Linked DNA regions of Mus musculus: region 2 is linked to region 1. Evidence: chromatin loops called from intact Hi-C (ENCODE). Cell type or tissue: gastrocnemius. All regions are shown on one strand. Each heading gives the region's core, and the rest is flanking DNA. Links, peaks and the distances in the headings are about the cores only. Region 1 has its middle 67 kb from the start of Hcrtr2. Region 2 overlaps 5730403I07Rik (RIKEN cDNA 5730403I07 gene).

Region 1 (10,050 bases), core at 938-8,937:
CATTAAAGGAAAAAAAAATCCAACAATGGGATATTACAATACTAAACATGTACAGACCAAATACAGGAAAACTAAATTTCACAAAAGAAACACTATTAGACTTAAAAGTAAAGATTGGTACCAACACAGTGGTACATGGGGGTAGGGGGTCCCATATGCCACTTCCACCAATAGACAGATCATCTGAGAAAAACCAAGTAGAGAAACTCTGTAATTAAATAACACCATAAATCAAATGAATCTAATAGACATCTATAGAATTCTACCCTACACACTTTTTCTCTGCAGCCCACTGAGATTCCTCTCAAACAGACCACAAAACAGAACACAAAGCATGCCCCAGCAAATACAGGGACATTGAAATCACATATATCACTGTATTCAAATACCATGAATTTAGGATTGATATCAAATACAAGAGAAGAGCAAAAACAAATTCATGGGAGTCATGAAAATAAACAAATAAACAAAACAACAACAAAAAAGCTGGTATTAAACCAAAAGTAGACTTAAGAAATGGTAAAGAGATAAAATTGAAAATGAGGAAAATCAAAACAAAATGCAAACAGTACACACCAAGTGCTACAGGACTTTTCTTTGAAACCATCACATGCGGAAAGTCTGTACTACGTGCCTACGTCAAACATATTGAGAAATTTCAAAGTAATAATTTATGATAAACCTGAGGGCCTCATAGAAACAATAGCAAACACTCAAAATGAGCAGTATTGAAGAGGTAATTAAAATCAGAGCTGAAATTAATGAAACAAACAAAAAATAAGAAATGAATGTAATAAATAGTTGAGACTTGAAAAAGATTAAGATTGACAAATCTGAAACCAAACTAACCAAAAGAAAGAGAGAATTTGATTAATAAAATTAGAGATGAAAAGAGAGACATTATAATATACATTTAATAAGTTCAGAGCGTCATAAGAACATACTTTAAAAAGTCTTGTATTTTACTAAACTGAAAAATCTTAAAGAAATGGATGAATGTCTAGATATATACAATCTAACAATGCTAAGTCAAGATGAAGTAAATAATTTAAATAAAACCATAACATCTAGTTAGGTAGAAGTAGTAATGGATAAACTTCCTTCTGAGGTTTGGTCTCTTGTTATGTATTGTAATGATAAATACTGGCCTTCAGGCTGGTTGCCCCCAGGAGTGAGAGAACCTGCACATACAGAAAGTAAAGATATGTGGCCTTGCTCCTAAGTTTAAAATTGTTGGTTGAATAAAGAGGCTGACAGCCTATAGCTGAGCAGAACTGAGGTAGGTGGGTTTCAGTGTCTGGGCTTGGGATCTGAGGAGGACTATGAGGGAGAGAAGAAGATGGTGGGGAAAAAAACATGGTCATGAGGGCTGGCTAACTGAAGTAAGAGTGGCCCAGGAAGAACATGTCTAGTCATATCTCAGAGTTATTGGCAGGGAAGGAAACATAATAATACAGAGGATATCTGCCCAGCTCTAGTTCATTAAAGGCTCATTAAAAATACAAAGAGTGTATGTTTTTTATCTGACAACTGAAGGATCACAGGCAGGGTGGAAATCCCTGATTGAGATTAAATATATAATAAGACATCTCCTAACAAAAACCAAGAGACCAGGGACAGATGCATTCAGTGCAGAATTCTACCAGACCTTTAAAGGAAAAGCAACACTAACAATACGCTTCCAAGTATTGCACAAAACAAGAAAGGAAGAAATAGTTCCAAATTCCACTTACAAAACCAGTATTATTCCTGATACCAAAATCAGAAAAAGATCCAACCAGAAAGGAAGAAAGGAAAGAAGGAAGGAAGGAAGGAGGGAGGGAAGAAGGGAGGGAGGGAGGGAGGGAGGGAGGGAGGGAGGGAGGGAGGGAGGGAGAAAAGAAGAAGGAAGGAAAGAAGAGAAAATTATCAGCCAATGTTTGATGAATATAGATATAAAAATTCTCAATAAAGGTTTGCTCAATAATTTGAATATATTAATAATATAACAATAAAAGATATAATAAAATTCTCAATAAAAGACTATCATAGTAAATTCAGCTTCATCCCAGAGATACAAAGATGTCGAAAGTACATAAATGAATAAATATCATCTGCCACATAGACATACTAATAGACAAAAGCACATAATAACCTCATTAAATGCAGAAAAGGCCTTTGACAAAATCCAACATCCATTCATGATTAAAGTCCTGGAAAGAAAGAGATCCAGGTGACGTATCTCAACATAATAAAGGAATCCTTCAGCCAACATAATCCCAAATGGAAAAAACAGCAAACATCTCCACCAAAACCAGAAACAAGACAAGGGTTTCTACTTCTTCCTCTGTTGTTCAGCATAGTACTTGAATACTTAGCTAGAAGAAAAGTCCAAGAGTCACCAAAACAATCACAAACAATAGGAATAAGAAGAAAACTGCCAGTGGTATTATCATCAAAGATTATGTTATACTACAGAGCTACCTTAAAGAGAATAGTAGGCAAGGTGTTTAGCAAAGCAATAGAAAAATTATGACAGGGTGTGATAAAGATGCCCCAATTGGGGGTGGGCACTCCATTGCCTCTGCACTTTGACTGGCTGTGAATTTCTGAGTTAACCACTATCCACTGCACACAGAATCCCCTGGTGAAGTCTGAGAGAGCTGCACTGATGTATAGTTAGAGGGGATACAAATTTAGGGGCCAATTTGATACTACATCCATTTAGAAAATATTAATCTTTGCTGCTTGTGATCTACATTAGTATTTACTGCATTTACTGGTTTTAATTTGGATAAGATTATATTGATGTCTTTATGATCCCAGCACTGGGTCATATCTGTTGCAATAGCTTCTATACTAACATATTAACTGAAATTGAATAACTTCAAGTTTAGTATTTCAATTGGTTTGATGACCACCACTCTGCCCACTGGGTTGTATGAAGTAAGACCTTCCTGATAAAAGTCTGCCTCTAAATTCTGGATAAAATCAAGAAAATTTATCATCTGTAAATTATTTTCTGCATGGAATGGGCTTTATCCAAATCTTTTGTAAACCTCTTCAATATTCCTACCTTCCTTCTCTATCTGATGCTGGGAACTTTGTTCTTCAAGATAAAGAGTGAGGGGAACTAAGCCATGAAAGATAATTGAATTTACAAGTCTCACATGGTCACAGAATTGTTTCAAGTATAACTTTATAATTAGTCATTCTGTTTCATTCTGAGTAAGCTAACTCACCTCTTACCTCTCACACATAAGGAAAGATAATAGACCGAAATGGATCCTTATTTACATAATATTTTTGCTCTGAACAGTGATTCTCATGACAGAAAATGGAGAACTATGTTCAGGAGGTGCACATGCCAAAAAATTGTATGATTGCCAGTGTTTTTACTCTTGTATGCTTTCTCATGTTCATACAGCACAGATTTCCACATTTCCATGGTGGGAACATTTTCAATAGATGAAAAGCTACAGCTATTTTAAAATCTTTCTATCTTCCACTCATCTAGATATTAGAGAGAATTATCAAGTTTGAAAGTCATGCTTTCCAATCACTCATTTTTGTTTGTTTCTATTTTTTTGGTTTTTTTTCAAAACAGGGTTTCTCAGTGTAGCCCTGGCTGTCCTGGAACTCACTCTGTAGACCAGGCTGGCCTTGAACTCAGAAATCTGCCTGCCTCTGCCTCCCAAGTGTTGGGATTAAAGGAGAGTGTCACACTGCCCAACCCAATCACTCATTTTTATTTGGAAAATTTAGCTAAATATGGCCATAAAACATGCTTCTTGTGTTCAAGTAAAGTGATGGATTTATGATTGACATTTAAAAAAGGAAAGACACAACTATTTAAAAATATCTTTTATTGTTCTGTTTCTTTGAGTTAGGGTCTGCCTCTAGCCAAGGGTGCTAATGTTAGGCTACCAAGTGCTATGGTTACAGACATGATCCACCAAACCTGGTTTAAATATCTTGATCTAATTACATTATTAAACATATTAACAAATGTAAGCTTATATATGTATCATATAACATAGTAGATTATAATATAATATTATGGAGAGAGACAGGGAGAGGAAGGGAATTATGATGCCTTCAAACCTCTGAAAGTAAGAAATTCTGAGCCATTTTCAAGGGAATAAATCTGAGAACTGCTGTCAAGGAACATTTCTTGGAGAGCACTCTGCTTTATTCATCTATCTGTAGGTTTGTATATAATCCATGGCTTTTATTTTGATGCTGAATTAAGTTACCATTGACTCTAATTTAACTAGTGAAAGTTGTATACAATTCATAGCTTTTACTTACTGACTGAATTAAATTACAACAGAGACTAATTTAATGAGTATGCCTATATGTCTATTGAGTGAGTCGTGTAGATCTTGGGTTTCAGAATATATTCTGAATATATTCACATTATGTTCTAAATAAAGACATAAGAATAGTTCCAAGCACATTGTATTATTCTTTTTTCCAGAGTTCCCTTTTTGAATGAAGTCCAAAATGTGTAGTGACCATGGGCATCTTTGTGCTCTGAACCCCTAACTTCTCTAACAATTACCTGGTGTGTCCTGTATTGCTTCCTGGTGTGCTGTATTGCTTCCTTGTTGGATTTCAAATATGCCAGATGCTTATCACCTTCAGACCTCTGTTTCTTTTCTCTTGGCTACAGTACCACCCAAGATAGACACACAGATGTCTCATCACTGAGGAAGTTTATTCTTAAGCCACCTTCTTACAGAGATGACTCTACCTACCCATCATAAACTGTAAACTTTAGAGATCTTGAATGCTTCTCTTACTTCTGTTCTTGTTAGCAATTAACACTGCCTATTGTAAAATACATTTCCACTTACGTTACCCTAGATTTTCTTTTGGGGAGGTGTCGATATGTATTCCCAACTCTCCTAGAAATCACCATGTGAAGTCAGGTTGCTTTGATTTCTGTTCAGCCACCTGACTCAATTTCATTAAAGCTGGGATTACAGGCATAAACCATTGCGTTGGTTATTTTGTTTATTATTTGATGTTAGTTCCATAAAATTTGAGAATTCCATATGATTTGTTTATAGTTATTTGATAATCTATATTATCTTTTCATTATCATTGTTATTTCATGATGTAAAGAAACTAGATGTCAAAAGAAAGAGGGATTAAGGTAATGGGCTACCACTAGGTGGCAGTAGCAACAGATGGTGGAAGAGCACTCAGGTGTATGACCAACATAGTCAGTTGGGTTCGAACAAAAGTCCTCAGGCTGTGAAACCTAAGCTGGGGCTGTAGAGGGGACTGGACTTTGGGTAAAAGGGAAGAATGTCTGAAGGGTATATGAGTCTAGGTCAGATAGAGCATTGAGTGGCTTTTGGGGCATTTAAAAAAGCAGTATCTTAATTTCTCTTTCATGTAGTTCATTGTTGTTTGGTATGCTTAAGGATAAACTTAACTGAGAAAAATAATAAGGAAAAACACCCTGATGAAGCTCAAGTTACAAATTTCTGTAAAAGTATCTCATTCTCATGGATAGAAGAGTAAATAAATATTAAGATGTCCACACTAGCCAAGTGGTTTACAAACTCAAAACAGTCCCTGTTAAAAACACAAGACCCAGTTGTTTCTCATAAGCAGGAAAGATACTTGAAGTTCACAAGAAACACCCAAGTAGTCAACACACTAGTTTTGATTAAAGAACAAAAATGAAGACATTACCTTACTGATTTCAAAATCCACAGAGGTAATGAAAACATGTGATGCAGGCATAAAAGCAGTAATATAGACCAACAGAAGAAAACAGAAAGCCCAGAGAATGAGCCATATAACTCATGACCAGCTGCCTTAAAGAGGCAATGAGACACCATGCAGAAAGAATAGATAACATACTAAACATTAGTCTTACAGGGCACCTTGAAATCTTCTCAACATTGACTTAAACACAACAACAAAGAAACAATAAAACAATAAAAGTACAAAGCATGAAACTCCTTGATGACTGTTTTCTAAAACATGACTTCAAAAGCATAGACAACAAAATGAATAATAAGATGACATTAAACTGAAAACACAATAGAGATTGAGAGAAAAATGGTGTGTGTGTGTGTGCAAATATTGATTAATATTCAAGTATATGAGAACCTCAGACAATTCTATAGCATTAATCAGATAACATGATTTTCAAACAGTTAAAAGACATTTTCCCTAAAGGTGACCTAGAAATTGGCTGCTAATCATATAAACAGGTGCTCATGACTGTCACTAATCTTCATGAAAGTGAGAATCAAAATCACAATGAGATGTCATCTCACATCAGTTAAGATGAATTTAATCCAAAAAAGAAAGAAAGAAGAAAAGAAAAAGAAAAATCAAAATCAAGTCTTGGTGAAGGCTGGGATAATGCAAGGCTTGAACATTGTTGATAGGAACATAGATTGATGCAAGATTACAGAAAAAAATAAATTTAATTTCTAAAAAATTAAAATCAGAACTACAGTACCTCTATGGTATAATTTGTGAATATATTGCCAAAAGAAAGTAAATGACCACTTCATGAAGATACTTGGATTCTTATGTTAGTTGAGGTATTATTCACAGTAGAGAAAATATCAAAACAACCAAGGCATTAGTTAGTGAATAAATTAATAAATTATGATACGCTGAGAAAGAAGAGTGAGAGACAGAAAAATAAAAACACTTAATGATCTATCTTACATGTATTATTCAAAAACAACAATCAAATACATAGAAAAAAAGCTAGAATAGTTGACACAGGGGAGTAGATAGGAAGAAATATAGAAGGGAAAATTCTAGCTTTGTAAAAAAAAAAAAAAAAACAACTATAGGTAGCCAATGCGGGAATTGAGAATTTTAATTAAGTATAATTGCATTGTACACTGACAACATGCCAAGAGAGTAAGCTTTAAACATTTTTACCATTATTTTAAAATAAGTACATGAGTATATTAACACTAATCGTCTGATTATTTGTATATCTATCAAATATATTACACTAGCCATTTTGACTACTCTCAACAAGAAAATTAAAAATACTATCTTGAAGTAGAAATATACAGAATTTCAGGATGTATAAGATACTGAAATATCACAGACCAAAAATGAATTTTAGAATGTTTTGCTTGGAAACTCGGGGACTGATTAAAGAGGACATATTGAACGGCCACAGTGAGCAAGGGATGGAGACAGAAACGAAACCTGGAGAAGCCTCAGGACTAGGGTCCAGTAGAGCAGATCGAGGCATGGGGGAAGTGGCCAGGTTGAGGAGCATAGTTCCTGAAGTGAGTGGTTACTGGTTTAAATGTCCCTTTGTCAAATGCTCCTGGGCTGGGAACTGAGGCTCCAGTCTGATCCTTAGAGTGTGTATACACAGCTAGGGCCTTAACAGCCCCTTTTCTTTCTCTCTCCTTTCTCCCTGTATACATCATCATAGGACTCTTGCTTTCCAGTAGTTTGTTACAAGACCTCTGGGGTTAACAGGTGACTGTATTTTGAATTCCACCCTGTCATCCTTCCTCTTTTAGGTGACTTTTGATTGTTTTCCAATCATTCCTGTCTCTTAATTCTTTATAGCTGTTTCAACTCCCTTGAATAATTTAACTCCCTGACAGAAACCAAAAATATCTCTTGTAGTGTCCTAAAATTATAACATCTTTCTCTATGGTTAAATATTCCTATTATCAGTACTAGCCAGTTTGAATTTTAAAGGCAATTACAATTCTCAAATGTTATAGGCACCACATTTATATTTTATCATCCATGCCTGTAGGTTTGGGGAGAGGTATCCACGGCAGATTCATTTTCAACTTTGCAGAATGTGGTTCCACATTTATTGTCTTCCCTCTGGCATGGCATGAAATAAACTACCTGATATTTATAGCAATGTCCTTTTTTTTTTATACATACAAATCACTTTTAACTGAGAGTTCTGATCCTTCCTTTTACAATGTTCAATTCTCAGCAGTATTTCTAAATTTCACAAAGGGCTAGTTAAAGTTTTTTCTCTTACTTATGTTCAGCGTCACCTTTTGCAGGAGTGCCTTTCAGCATAAAATATTTCTACCCCCTCCCCACCAACTGCTGCCTGCTGCCAAGTCTTGAATATTAGGTGTTGCTTTTGTCTTAAGTGTCTTTGCTGTGTTTGTTTAACACTGGGTAAGGTGACTAAACTACCTTGAGGAGGAGACTCAACTCTATAAGCACATGCACAAACACAGCTTGAGCTACTGTTTTCATTTTCTTTTTTATTAATTAATTAATTTATTCATCCAATATCCCAATATAAGATCCTTCTCCTCCCAGCCCCCCTTCCCCATGGCTCTCACTCTCCCTTTGCCCTCTCCTTTGAGAAAGAGGAGCCCCCATTCCAGGCACCACTCCACCCTACACATGATTTCCCCCACCCCATTCCACTCCTAATCTCCACTTCCACCCAGTTCCCTGCCTCCATTCACCTCTGACATCTATTTTGTTTCCAATTCTGAGAAAGATGAAAGCATCCTCCCTAGGGTCCTCCTTGCTATATGGCTTCTTTGAGTCTGTAGATTGTAGCATGGTGTACTGGCTGGGTTTGTATGTCAACTTGATACAAGCTGGAGTTATCGCAGAGAAAGCAGCCTCCGTTGAGGAAATACCTCCATGAGATCCAGCTGTAAGGCATTTTCTCAATTAGTGATCAAGGGTGGGAGGGCCCATTGTGGGTGGTGCCATCCCTGGACTAGTGAGTGGTGCTCGATTCTACAAATAAGCAAGTTGAGCAAGGCATGGGAAGAAAGCCAGTAAACAACATTCCTCATTGGCTTCTGCATCCACTCCTGCCTCCAAGTTCCTACCCTGTTTGAGTTCCTGTCCTGACTTTGCTTGGTGATGAACAGCAATATGGAAGTGTATTCTGAATAAACCCTTTCCTCCCCAACTTGCTTCTTGGCCAAGACGTTTTGTGCAGGAATAGAAACTCTGACTAAGACACATGCTTATTCCATTTTTTATGGCTAATGTCTACTTATAAGCAGTACATATCATGCATGTCCTTTTGAGTCTGGGTTACCTCACTCAGGATGGTATTTTCTCGTTCAATCCATTTGCTTGTAAAATTCATGATGTTCTTGTTTTTAATACCAGAGTAGTTTTCCAAAAATTCTACCAGAGAACTCACACAGCTGATAAGTACATTTAGCAAAGTGGTTGGATACAAAATTTACTCCAAGCAATCAGTAGGCCTCCCTTATGCAAACAATAAATGGGCTGAGAAAGAATTTAAGGAGACAACATTCTTTACAATGACCACAAGTATTATAAACTATCTTGGTATAACTCTAACCAACCAAATGAAAGATCTATATGACAAGAACTTCAAGTCTCTGCAGAAAGAAATTGAAGAAGATATCAGAAGATGGAAAGATATTCCATGCTCATAGATCAGTAGGATTAACATAGTGAAAATGGCCATTTTGTCAAAAGCAACCTATATATTCAATGTAATTCCCATAAAAGTCCCAACATAATTCTTTATAGACCTTGAAAGAACAATTCTCAACTTCATATACAAAAACAAAAACAAACAAACAAACAAAAACCCAGGGCAGCTAAAACAACTACATGCAATAAAAGAACTTCTGGAAGTATCACCATCCCTGACTTCAAGCTGTAGTGCAAAGAAATAATAATAAAAACTGCATGGTATTGGCATAGAAACAGACAGGTTGATTAAAAGAAACAGACCAAAGACCTAGAAATAAACCCACACACCTATGAACACTTGATTTTTGACAAAGAACCCTAAGCCATACAATGGAATAGAGACAAGCATCTTCAACTAATGGAGCTGTTCTAATTGGATGTCTGCATGTAGAAGAATGCAAATAGATCTATATGTATCACCCAGTACAAAAGTCAAGTCCAAGTGGATCAAAGATCTCAACATAAAATCAGATAAACTAAATATAACAGGAAAAAAAGTAGTAGCCTTGAACTCACTGATATAGGAGACAAATTTCTAAACACAACACCAATGGCTCAGGCACTAAGATCAACAATTAATAAATGGGAGCTTATGAATCTGAA
Region 2 (10,050 bases), core at 1,012-9,011, 1.0 Mb after region 1:
TGTGTGTCTGTGTCTGTGTCTGTGTGTCTGTGTGTGTGTGTCTGTCTGTCTGTCTGTGTGTCTGTCTGTCTGTGTGTGTGTATAACCTTGTTAAGTAACTCTGAAAGCTCATCCCAGTATGATGTTGGCTTTGCTTTCATTTCCACAGCACCATAAGGTGGCTCAGTTCTGACTATGTCCCTCTATACCTCGAGATTCGCATGAAGAAAGGATTTTATGCTAGACTCGTAGAAGGCACAAGGTCCTGTGTGCACAGATAAGCACCAGGGAACCAGGAATGCTAAACATTCAGGGTTGTCACCTCCATGGAAGAAATAAAATTCCTGCTTTCTACCCAGAGAGCTGAGAGGGGATGCTCTTAATGACCTGGTGACCTTTGCTATCTGTGGAGCCAGACCCCCTGTAAATCTGCCAGAATGCCTATCCCAGACTCCCCCTCCCTAGACCTTTATCTTTACCTCCCACTTAATAGAGCCCATCCTTGGGGAGAAGCCACTCGTGTTTTATAGCCTGCTAATCTGCATGCTGTCTTGGTCAGAGACCAGGCCAGATCCTAGGCCTTTAAACTATAGAATCCACCATCACAGTCACATACACTTTACAAAAGAGTTTCTGTGAAGTCACAACTTAAGCTTTACAGTGCACCTGGAATTGGAGTGATTGTTGCCTGGAAACTTTCCCCCCGCCCCCAAATCATACTGTTTATATAGGCTTAAAGTAAATTGCCTGGCATTGATCCAGCCAGGCAGACGGGGTCCAGCTGAACCCAGTTTTTGTTCTCACCCCTTTGCTGCTGTATCCCTGTCACCAGCCACAGTGTCTACAGGGACTCCCACATAAATGCATTCTGTTTTGTTTCATGTTTGTTTGTTTGCTTGCTTCATCCTGTTTAAAAACTATGATTTCGTATATTTCTGTGTGAATGTTATGGTAACAGATAACACATTTAAATTATTTAATATATAAACAGTTCATAAAGGTTTTCCTTAATATAGGCATCTTATCTCTTCCACACCTCCAAAATATTTGCAGGGCATAGAAATACAATAAGGAATATGCTGCAATGTAAAAAAAAATTAAATAAAACAAAGGTTTAAGATGGCATGTGTTGCCTGGCAGGTAGGTTGACTCTGAGGGCAGTGGGCCCCAAGTTTACAAATGCCACTAATAGTAGGATTGATGCATTTTTATCCTAAGTAAAGCCAGTAAAATAGTGATAATTCATTGCTATGAATCAATCACAGGACAGTAGAACTCACCGACTCTGGTCCAGTGACATGGTAAACATCACACGGCTCACATGTCACCAACACAGAGCTATGAAAAGGCAGATGTCCCATACCAGGCTTTACAGATCTCAGCAGAAATCCTGCTGTGCACTGTAGTCACTTACGACTAACCTACAAATGAATTTCGCTTCAGCGCAAGGGAAATCACTGGGCTGGACCCTAATGTGGTGGTTTGGAAAAATTAAACAATCTGATCTTCCCAGTGGCTCGGTTGTAGCAAGAGAAGGAAGTAGCTTTATTGTTATCAAGGTAATACAGACTTTACCAAAAACACACATGAGACCCCAGCCCTTGGGAGGCTGTAGCAAGAGGATCTTGAGTTGCAGGCCAGCCTGGGCTAACTTATAGCAAGACCCTGTGTCAAAAGTAAAACAAAACAAAATAGAAGTATATCTCTTTCCATTTACTTACTCTGACCTGTGTAAAGGGTTACAGACAGAAATGGTGCGAAAGTATTGCTGAAATACAGCAGCAGTCCAACCAAGAGCTATCCACGTCTGACGTGGGGCTAACTCACTGTGATTGCAGGCTTCACTGACTGGAGGGAGGCAGCCTTTGAAGTTGAGTCATGGGCACAGTCAGATGAGCTTGTCTTTGAGGGATCGCTTTCCTGCAAGAGAAGGACAAATTCATCAGGACCACACTTGTTTCATCACTCTCAGGGTTGAGCTGGTAAATAAAATAAAATAAAATAAAATAAAACCATCTGTATGATCTTAATTCCACTGCCTGTCACAAAATTCCAACCCTTAAAACTCTGGAGGTGTTGGCTTCCTCCTGACTCCGTGAAGAAGCACAGAAGGGTGGAATCCAGGGGGATTGGCTTGCTCTGTGATGCCCTACCTCCCATGCCTGTAAACGTTGTTCCTCCTCTAGCTCCTGCAAAGAGCCAGAGGGAACGGGAATCGTTCTCCACCGAGACTGGTGGGAGCAGCCCATCACTGTCTTGGCTAACACGGTGATTCATGGAGGGGACTTGGACAGGGGATCATTACCCTTCGTCATCTTCTTTACCTGACCTGTTGTTCTTTATCCTGGTTTGGGTTGAGACAAGGAGCACTTCGACAGCCTTGCTGAGATACCTGCTTTCCTGACTTCCTAAGGTCTGCCCTGAGCTTTCATAGACATTCAAAGCGTCTCTCGTATAAAATTAACAAATCAAGCAATCTACCCAAGAAAAGTGGGCGCTGAGGAAAGACAAGAGCCAAAGCAGCAGAGCCGCCTCTTGGGTTTAAGGGTACCTCGTGACACGTGGTCACAGGTTTTGGACTTTGAAATGTAGCTAGCTGCAAGCAGTCTTTGAAAGAACCCCCAGGAAGAGTGCCTTTTAGAGAGTCTGCGGGCCTAACTTCACTTCTGTGAGTATACCATAGGAACAAAACTAAGCAAGAATAACGATGCTTCATGTTCTCAAGGAAGCTATAGACTCCAAAAGAGCTATGGGTGCCAAGCAGGTATTGGATTTACTAAAACTTCCCCACCACCACCACCTGGATCTGTTGCCTGCAGTAAGAACCCAGCATTTCTCCTCTCTCTCTCTCTCTCTCTCTCTCTCTCTCTCTCTCTCTCTCTCTCTCTCTCTCCCTCTCTCCCTCCCTCCCTCCCTCCCTCCCTCCCTCCCTCCCTCCCTCCCTCTCTCTCTCTCTCTCTCTCTCTCTCTCACACACACCATACATAGAAAACAGAGCCTGGGATCAAAGTATCTCATTCCAACCATATCTTGCCCAGTAGCGATCAAACAGTAACCTGTGCTTGTCTTGTCTTTGCCCTTGCCTGTTACAAAGTATCTGCTGTATAAAGACTGCAGTGCTTAGGTATTTAGAGGATGCTCTTTACGAAGGAGGCTGTGACTGGACGTAAACCAGAGCCACAGAGCGAGGCTAGTATCTTCCCACCTCTCCTCCGTTCGTTCTGGTGGAAGCTAAGGGGAGGGCATTTCTCTCGCAGCTCTACAGCTGCTTGTCTCCCAGGAGAGGCGCAAACTCAACTGAAGAGAAGCGGCTATGAGCACGAAGCCTGTGCCCGTGGCTCCGGAGGGATGCTGGGTTTCCTTGAGTCACATGCACAGCAAGGAGGGAAGCATGGCCCCGGCTTCGAGCTCGTTTATGACCCAAGATGGCAGACCTGGGCCAAAAGAACCAGCAAGCCTCTAAGGACCGGAACCTCAGAGGTCTTCGTAGAGCAAGGGGAGGAGCCAGATTCCTGATGGAGCGCTGGGGTATGAGGGAGGCCTTGGAAGGCTTCCAGAGTCACTCAGTCTGCCTGTTTCTGGCCGCCACATGCGAAACTTCTATAACCAGTTAGGGCTCTGAAAATCAGCAGGAGCCCTTGAAGAGTATACACCCAGCACTAGTTAGGGAAGGCGCAGGCTTCTTGCTGCCTTTCTCTATCAAAACAGAATACCTAAGAGTCTTGGGCTGGAAAAGATGGGACACAAGTGCAAGACGGGGCCCAATGCCCACTACAGAGCTAAACGCCAGCCCCGTGATGAGAAAGAGGAGAACTTTGTTTATTTTTTATGTTTTTATTTTTTTCTTTAAGAATTTCATGCAATGTATTTTTTATCATATCGTTCCCCCTTTAAAAAGTTAAACAAAACATGGGGTTTGATTTGTGTTGACCAATTACTCCTGACCATGGAACCTGCCCTAGCATGTGACTGATATACCCAATGTCACTCCATTGGAAAAAGAAACCTGATTTTTTTCCCCTTTCCAGTAGCTTCTAGACTAAGGGTGGAACTTGGTGCCGTCTTCAGAAGAAAACTTTAAATTGTACTTTCCACTATAATTTAAGTTGTGCTGAGATGACATCCTCTTAGTTCTCTCCAGCTGCCTGAAATGTTAGTGTACCAACCCAGAGACTACCTCAAAGGTAGCAAGACTGAAGCCCAACCGGTTATAGAAGGTCACAGCCATTACAGAAATTATTAGTTCCTAGCCAAGTTTCCTTATTCATACTATACTGTACATGGCTAACCAAGTGATTTAACATATTGTACGAATATAATTACCATGAGTTGTCCTTCTCTAGATGATAATTATGAAGTCTTTACCTAAGAACCCGCCCTCTGAAGTCCAAGAACCAGTCTAAACTCTGTGTGTGTGTGTGTGTGTGTGTGTGTGTGTGTGTGTGTGTGTGTGTGTGTAAGAGGGAGGGGGAGGGAGGGAGGGAGGGAGGGAGGGAGGGAAGAAGGGAGGGAAGGGAGGGAGAGAGAGAGAGAAAGAGAGAGAGAGAGAGAGAGAGAGAGAGAGGACAGCAGTTATATTTTGAAATTTTAAGCATCACTAAACCAACAATTTGCCTTTTTCTCAATCCTGGAACACAGTGCCATCTGTTGGGACCTTGAGATAATACATGCCTAACATTAAAGCATTCTTTGTAAGTAAAATAGGCTTGTTATTCAAGTAATATGATAACATTCTAGGTGGGCTTCACAAAACTTGACCTCTATCAAGACAAACTATCTGTGCCTTCCGGGTGTCTCTGCCCTCTTCCCCCCCACCCTTTTCTTTGTATTGCAGGCAGGTTCCTCTGTAAATCCCTAATCTTCCTTCTGTGCTTAGGCTAACTTCCGTCTTCCTGACCAACCTTTCCTTCCAGCTTGTATTCTTTCTCTAAGACCTATCCCCTGTCCCAATTCTTTGATCCCTGGTAGGGCCACCTACTTGCCAGCAGCCCGGTTCACAGGCACCGCCCCTAAAGCACTGGCCCCAGCATGCAGTGCTCTCCCTGTGTGACTTCCCCGCGTCTATCTAAATCCTAACTAATAGCTCTCCAACAGAAAGATAACATGAGCCATACATGCATGTCCCATGTGGACCTTTAAATTCTCTGGTAGCCATTCCAAAAGTAAAAATAACCAAGTAAACTATCTTTCTATGTGTAATCCAGTCAGTGTGTCTAAAATACCATCATCCCAACGCAGTTAAATCAAAGTATTAACAACTCAATCCTTGGACTTTTACATTGCTTTCAAAATCCAAGATGTGTGCTATCTGTCTAGCATACCACAATTGGTGCCCCATTCCCAGTGCACAGTAACTACATGTGGCCAGAGGCTCCTGTACTGCACAGAGCCGCTCTGGAGGTAGGTCTGGCATCTCTTCACACTAATGAAGGTTAAATACATGCTTTAAAATCTCTTCAAAATTGCCAGTGCTGTTAGATTTTCTCTGGGAAGACCTGTCATCTGTGGGTTATGGATGCACCCTCTGTAAATAAGCAAAAACCAGTTTCTCTCAGAAGAGAAAGTGTGAAGACTCTGTAGGCTGTGGTAGCCGGAAGCTTAGCCGCTGGCTTTGGGTGCTCAACCTGTCCCTTAGTTGCTCTCTTCCATGGGCTCCTGTGGGCTTTCTAACATCCCTAGGCAGAGTTAGGTCAGGTGTTGTTTGCCCTTTTTACAGAACCTGACAACAATAAAAACTTAAGTCACAGGCAGACTCTAAATTAGATAGATGCTCTGGCTCTCGGAATAAGTTCCTCCTGGCCATACTGCTCTGCCTCTGGATATTGAGAAACATTTCCCAGATGACACAGTTTTTAGTACACTACTGTCTGGTATTTGTGGTTAACTTTTTGTTTGGCTTTGATCTACTTTCAGTAGCTGGTGTATGGACGGACACAAAGGAAGAAAAAAACCTCTTCAGAACTCAGAGCATTGAATGACATCAGCAGCAAATGTGTGGCGCTGGCTATACACAAACACATCTAGGCATGATGGTAAGGACCAACACGCATGCAGCCTGGGCACCACATGAGCAGTGCCAGGTAAAGGTACAGCCTCGGCCCTTCCATCCGTGAACAAGAGAATATCACTGAAGCTGCTGAGACATCTCAAATAGAAAGATGTAGCTGAAGGACATGGGCTCCCACCCAAGCGGACCTTCACAGCTAGGCAAATGGCATCTGAGCCTGTTTTCTCTCCATCCCCTCACCATTTCTTACCTAACGGGATAGTAGGCTTCATGTATGACTTGCGCAGAATGTCTAATTTGTTTTCTTTAAAACTGTGTATGTGTGCTCATCCAAGAACCTTCGGGAGTCAGATCGTATTCAAGTTAGTATTGCTCTTCACTTTTAAAGTACTCAGAACATTCTAGAAAAGGCGATTAAACGCTCTGATACTGTACAGCTTGAGACTCATGCCTACTTTTTAAAAAGAGAGTGGCTTTTAAGACAGACAGTTTTACCTCATTTACACATAATTTAGGCGATCTTACAAGCTCCTGGAAAGGTCTCATTCCAGAGAGAATGGTAAATCAAAGCCGCAGCTCATGACCCAGCCTCGGGTAATGCTGAGACGCTAATCAGTGTTTAAACACTAGACCTCGCCCTCAGTCATACCTCTGGTGGCATGCCTCTTCCAGGTAAGCCAGGCATTTCTTACTTTCCTTTGAGCAACTTGATGTTTCAGCGAGGGACCCTTAAAAAGACAAAAACATCTTGTCAGAACTTTCCACCCACATTTCACATACAACGTCAAAGGGAAGAACAGAAAACCACCCAGCTGAGGAGACACTGGACCCAGGCTGGGTCACTGCATATTTGCTGACTCATGGACTTCGCTGGTGTTTGATTTCTTCCTGTGACAAGAATCAGCAAGGACTACGTGGGATCATTGCATCGGCGTTACTTTTTAGATGTCCACACCGCATAACTTGGAGAATGAGTATATGCCACCGGACCTTGTGGTAAAAGTCAGGGGTTAAAAAATAATAATAATAATAATAATAATAATAATAATAATAATAATAATAAAACAAAAATTTTTAAAAAGGCTTCTCTGAGTATTTTCTCTCAAGAGCCCAGAACTTGAGACTGCTTTTATAACTGATGGAAATTAACTATATCATCTCAAAACTAGGCAGTACCCCCAATCCGCTCAACCTGCACAGCATCCAGAGCCGACTCGAGCACACAGACTTCTTCTAGTCCTGCTGGGGAATGGGCATACTATATGGCTGTGGCCTCGAGGGGGCACACAGACACTTTACTTGAGAAGGGAACACACAGAATATACATCACAACCACTGCGTGGAAAGGAGCAATCCAAGAATTCAGAAGCTCTAAAACAGAGCTGAGTTCAGAGGACCCTAAACAGTTAGCCTGTGCCGGGAAGCCATCCTGTGACTTCACACACCTGGCTGTGGCGTGGTTTCCTCACTACATGGAGCCAAGACTGCGCTCATGTCATCTATGTGATGGTCACTAAGGACAACCTTGGTCGGCACTATTTTCCTACAGGTAAGAACCAAGCATATGGGATGGGAGTTGTTTCAGCCTCAAATGAACGAAAGAAAAGGTAAGGGTTAGCTGACTGAAAGAGATCCTTGGGGTTGTGGAAACAGTTCTGTCAGTAAAGGGTCTGCTGTACAAGGCTGAGGGCCTGACCTCAGATCCCCAGCGCACCCAGAAGCCAGGCATGGAAGCTGCTGCTGCTGCTTGTGGTAAGGGGAAGACAGAGGGAATAGGAGAAAGGCAGATTCCTGAAGTTCATCTGCCAGTCAGCCTACCTGACTGATGAGTTCCAGGCTTGGGGAAAGACCCTCAAAAAGTGAAGTGAACCTTATATTGACCTCTGACCTACACACACACAGGTGCACACACACTTACCTCACCACACATAGACTAGAAAGGGTTCCTGGATATACAGTTTTCTCATCTGAAGTAAGACTGGAAGGAATGAGGAGAACCTCAGTCAACCATAAGGGGGAGGAATAAGCCAGGAGCATTCAGAACACGAGGAGAGGCACTGTCTGTCCTTTTAAAATAAGAAATGATACTTCAAGGGTGGTCAGCCATTACAGACCTGAGCCGCAGCTGGAGTGTGGAGAGCTAAGCACTAGATGGCCAGGTTTTAAACTTCAGGCAAGGGTAGGCCTTTGAGGGCAGCTGGGAGGAGATGGCAGGTTGTGAATGACATGTTCACAGGGCTGATTCTGCAGCACTTGGAGCTGTGGCTTGAGGAAAGAGACTTGGGGGGTGCGGGGGAAAGGCCAGGCACAAAGGGATAGCAAGAAGGACAGCATCCAGAGGTGCTCACAAAGGAACTACCAAGGGACCTTAGGAGCTGATTTGAGATGAGAGACAAAGATAGGAGACAGTAACATTTCCAAGAGCAGTGATGAATCCAGAGACATAAATCAAAACAGCTGTCAGGAGACCTGGAGAGACCAAAATTCTACTCTGGAAAAAAAGACTTGAAGGAAACAAAACAACATCCAAAAATCGAACCTCGAAAGAACAGATGGAGATAGGAAATTGCTGCCGAGAAGAAATTTAAGCTTGAAAAAATAGGTTAGGGATCCTAAGGTTGTGGAAGCAAAGGAAATGAACACATAAGGCACATAAGACACAATGAAATAGACATGTGTCGTGAGCAAGGCTTTCTCAGGGGAGTCTGATGCCTCACATAAGCGGGAGGCATGGAGAAGTGCTCATGGGACAGAGGGGGGCATCTGGTGTTGTGTTTTGGTCTACATCGATAAAGAAAATGTATAAACAGATCTAGAGCTAGAAGTCCAGAGAGAGCTTTGTACCAGCTGGGTGTATCATCATACAGGAATCTCTTCCAAGAAGATTCTATGTGGTTCCAGCCATACCCGCTGTATTGTTATGGGTAACTTTTGTTGTCGATAATAGTGACGTCTCTTCCGTGGCTGTTTGATTTGGGCTTACTGTCCCAGAAGCTAAAAGTCTATCATCATCACAGCAAGGAAGCGTGACGGGAGGAGGGCACAGTGAATGGAGCAGCGATCTGGGGACTCATATCCAAAACCACCAAGGGGAAGCAGACAGAGAAACTGCACCGAGAATGACACAAGGATTTGAAACCTCAACACCTGCCACCAGTGACATACGTCCTCAAACAGGGCCACACGTCCTCAACCTCCTATGGTGGCTTGAATAGGGACGGCCTCCATGGACTCACGTGTTTGAATGCTTGGCCCATAGGGAAGTGGTACTACTAGGAGATCTGGCCCTGGTGGAGGAAGTGTGTCTGTGAGGGCAGGCTTTAAGGTCTTGTATGGTCAAGCTATGCCCAGTATAGGACACAGTCTCCTTCTGCTGCCTGCAGAACAAGACAAAGAGCTCTCAGCTATCCCTCCAGCACCATGTCTGCCCGCAGGTCACCATGTTTCCTGCCATAACAATTGTGGACTAAACCTCTGAAACTGTAAGCCAGTACCAACTAAGTGTTGTCCTTTATAAGAGTTGTCGTGGTCATGGTGACTCTTCACAGCTATAAAACTCTAATTAAGACACCTCCCAAACAGCACCACTAACTGGAGATTGACTAATCAAATGCCCAAGACTATGGGCTACCTTTGATTCAAATCACCACCATCCCTAAAGGTTTTGGTTTTGTCCTTGTTTTTTCATGAAAGAAGGTATGATAGAAATATATAAGAAATCTGACTGACTACAGGGATGAAATTTTACTTTAACTTTCCAAGACTATACATGTAAATGTTAAAGAAAGTTTTTACAAATATTTATACTACATTCTACTAAAAGAAAGTAGCACTAATATTTAGATGATCTATACAATATGATCATTAGGTCTAAATATCTACATTTTTAAGAAAACAAAAGATATCTTCTTTCTTTCTTCTCTCTCTTTCTTTCTTTCTTTCTTTCTTTCTTTCTTTCTTTCTTTCTTTCTTCCTTTCTCTCGAGACAAGGTCTCATTGTAGAACTCACTAGGTAAGCCAGGCTGGCCTTGAACTTACAGAGATCCTCCTGCATCTGCCTCTTA

Evidence for each region. Peaks named below come from ENCODE experiments on the same cell type or tissue, not always from the same donor. Only the 100,000 strongest peaks of a DNase experiment are listed, where the experiment ranks them.
Region 2: it touches region 1 in a loop (31-fold over the local background); 24 of 42 quality-filtered maps call a loop at or near these places.

What each region holds. Positions count from the first base shown.
Region 1 is chr9:76,385,835-76,395,884 of GRCm38, forward strand. No RefSeq gene overlaps it. Among named protein-coding and RNA genes, the nearest start is that of Hcrtr2, 67 kb to the left of the region's middle. In gastrocnemius, for the core only: a CTCF peak has its summit at 5,156 (motif pointing right); a DNase peak (open chromatin) is centred at 5,186.
Region 2 is chr9:77,382,317-77,392,366 of GRCm38, forward strand. 5730403I07Rik (RIKEN cDNA 5730403I07 gene) reads right to left here. Exons shown (of 4, transcript NR_040378.1): 2 at 6,636-6,714; 3 at 1,807-1,899. Among named protein-coding and RNA genes, the nearest start is that of 5730403I07Rik, 12 kb to the right of the region's middle. In gastrocnemius, for the core only: a CTCF peak has its summit at 4,631 (motif pointing left); a DNase peak (open chromatin) is centred at 3,460.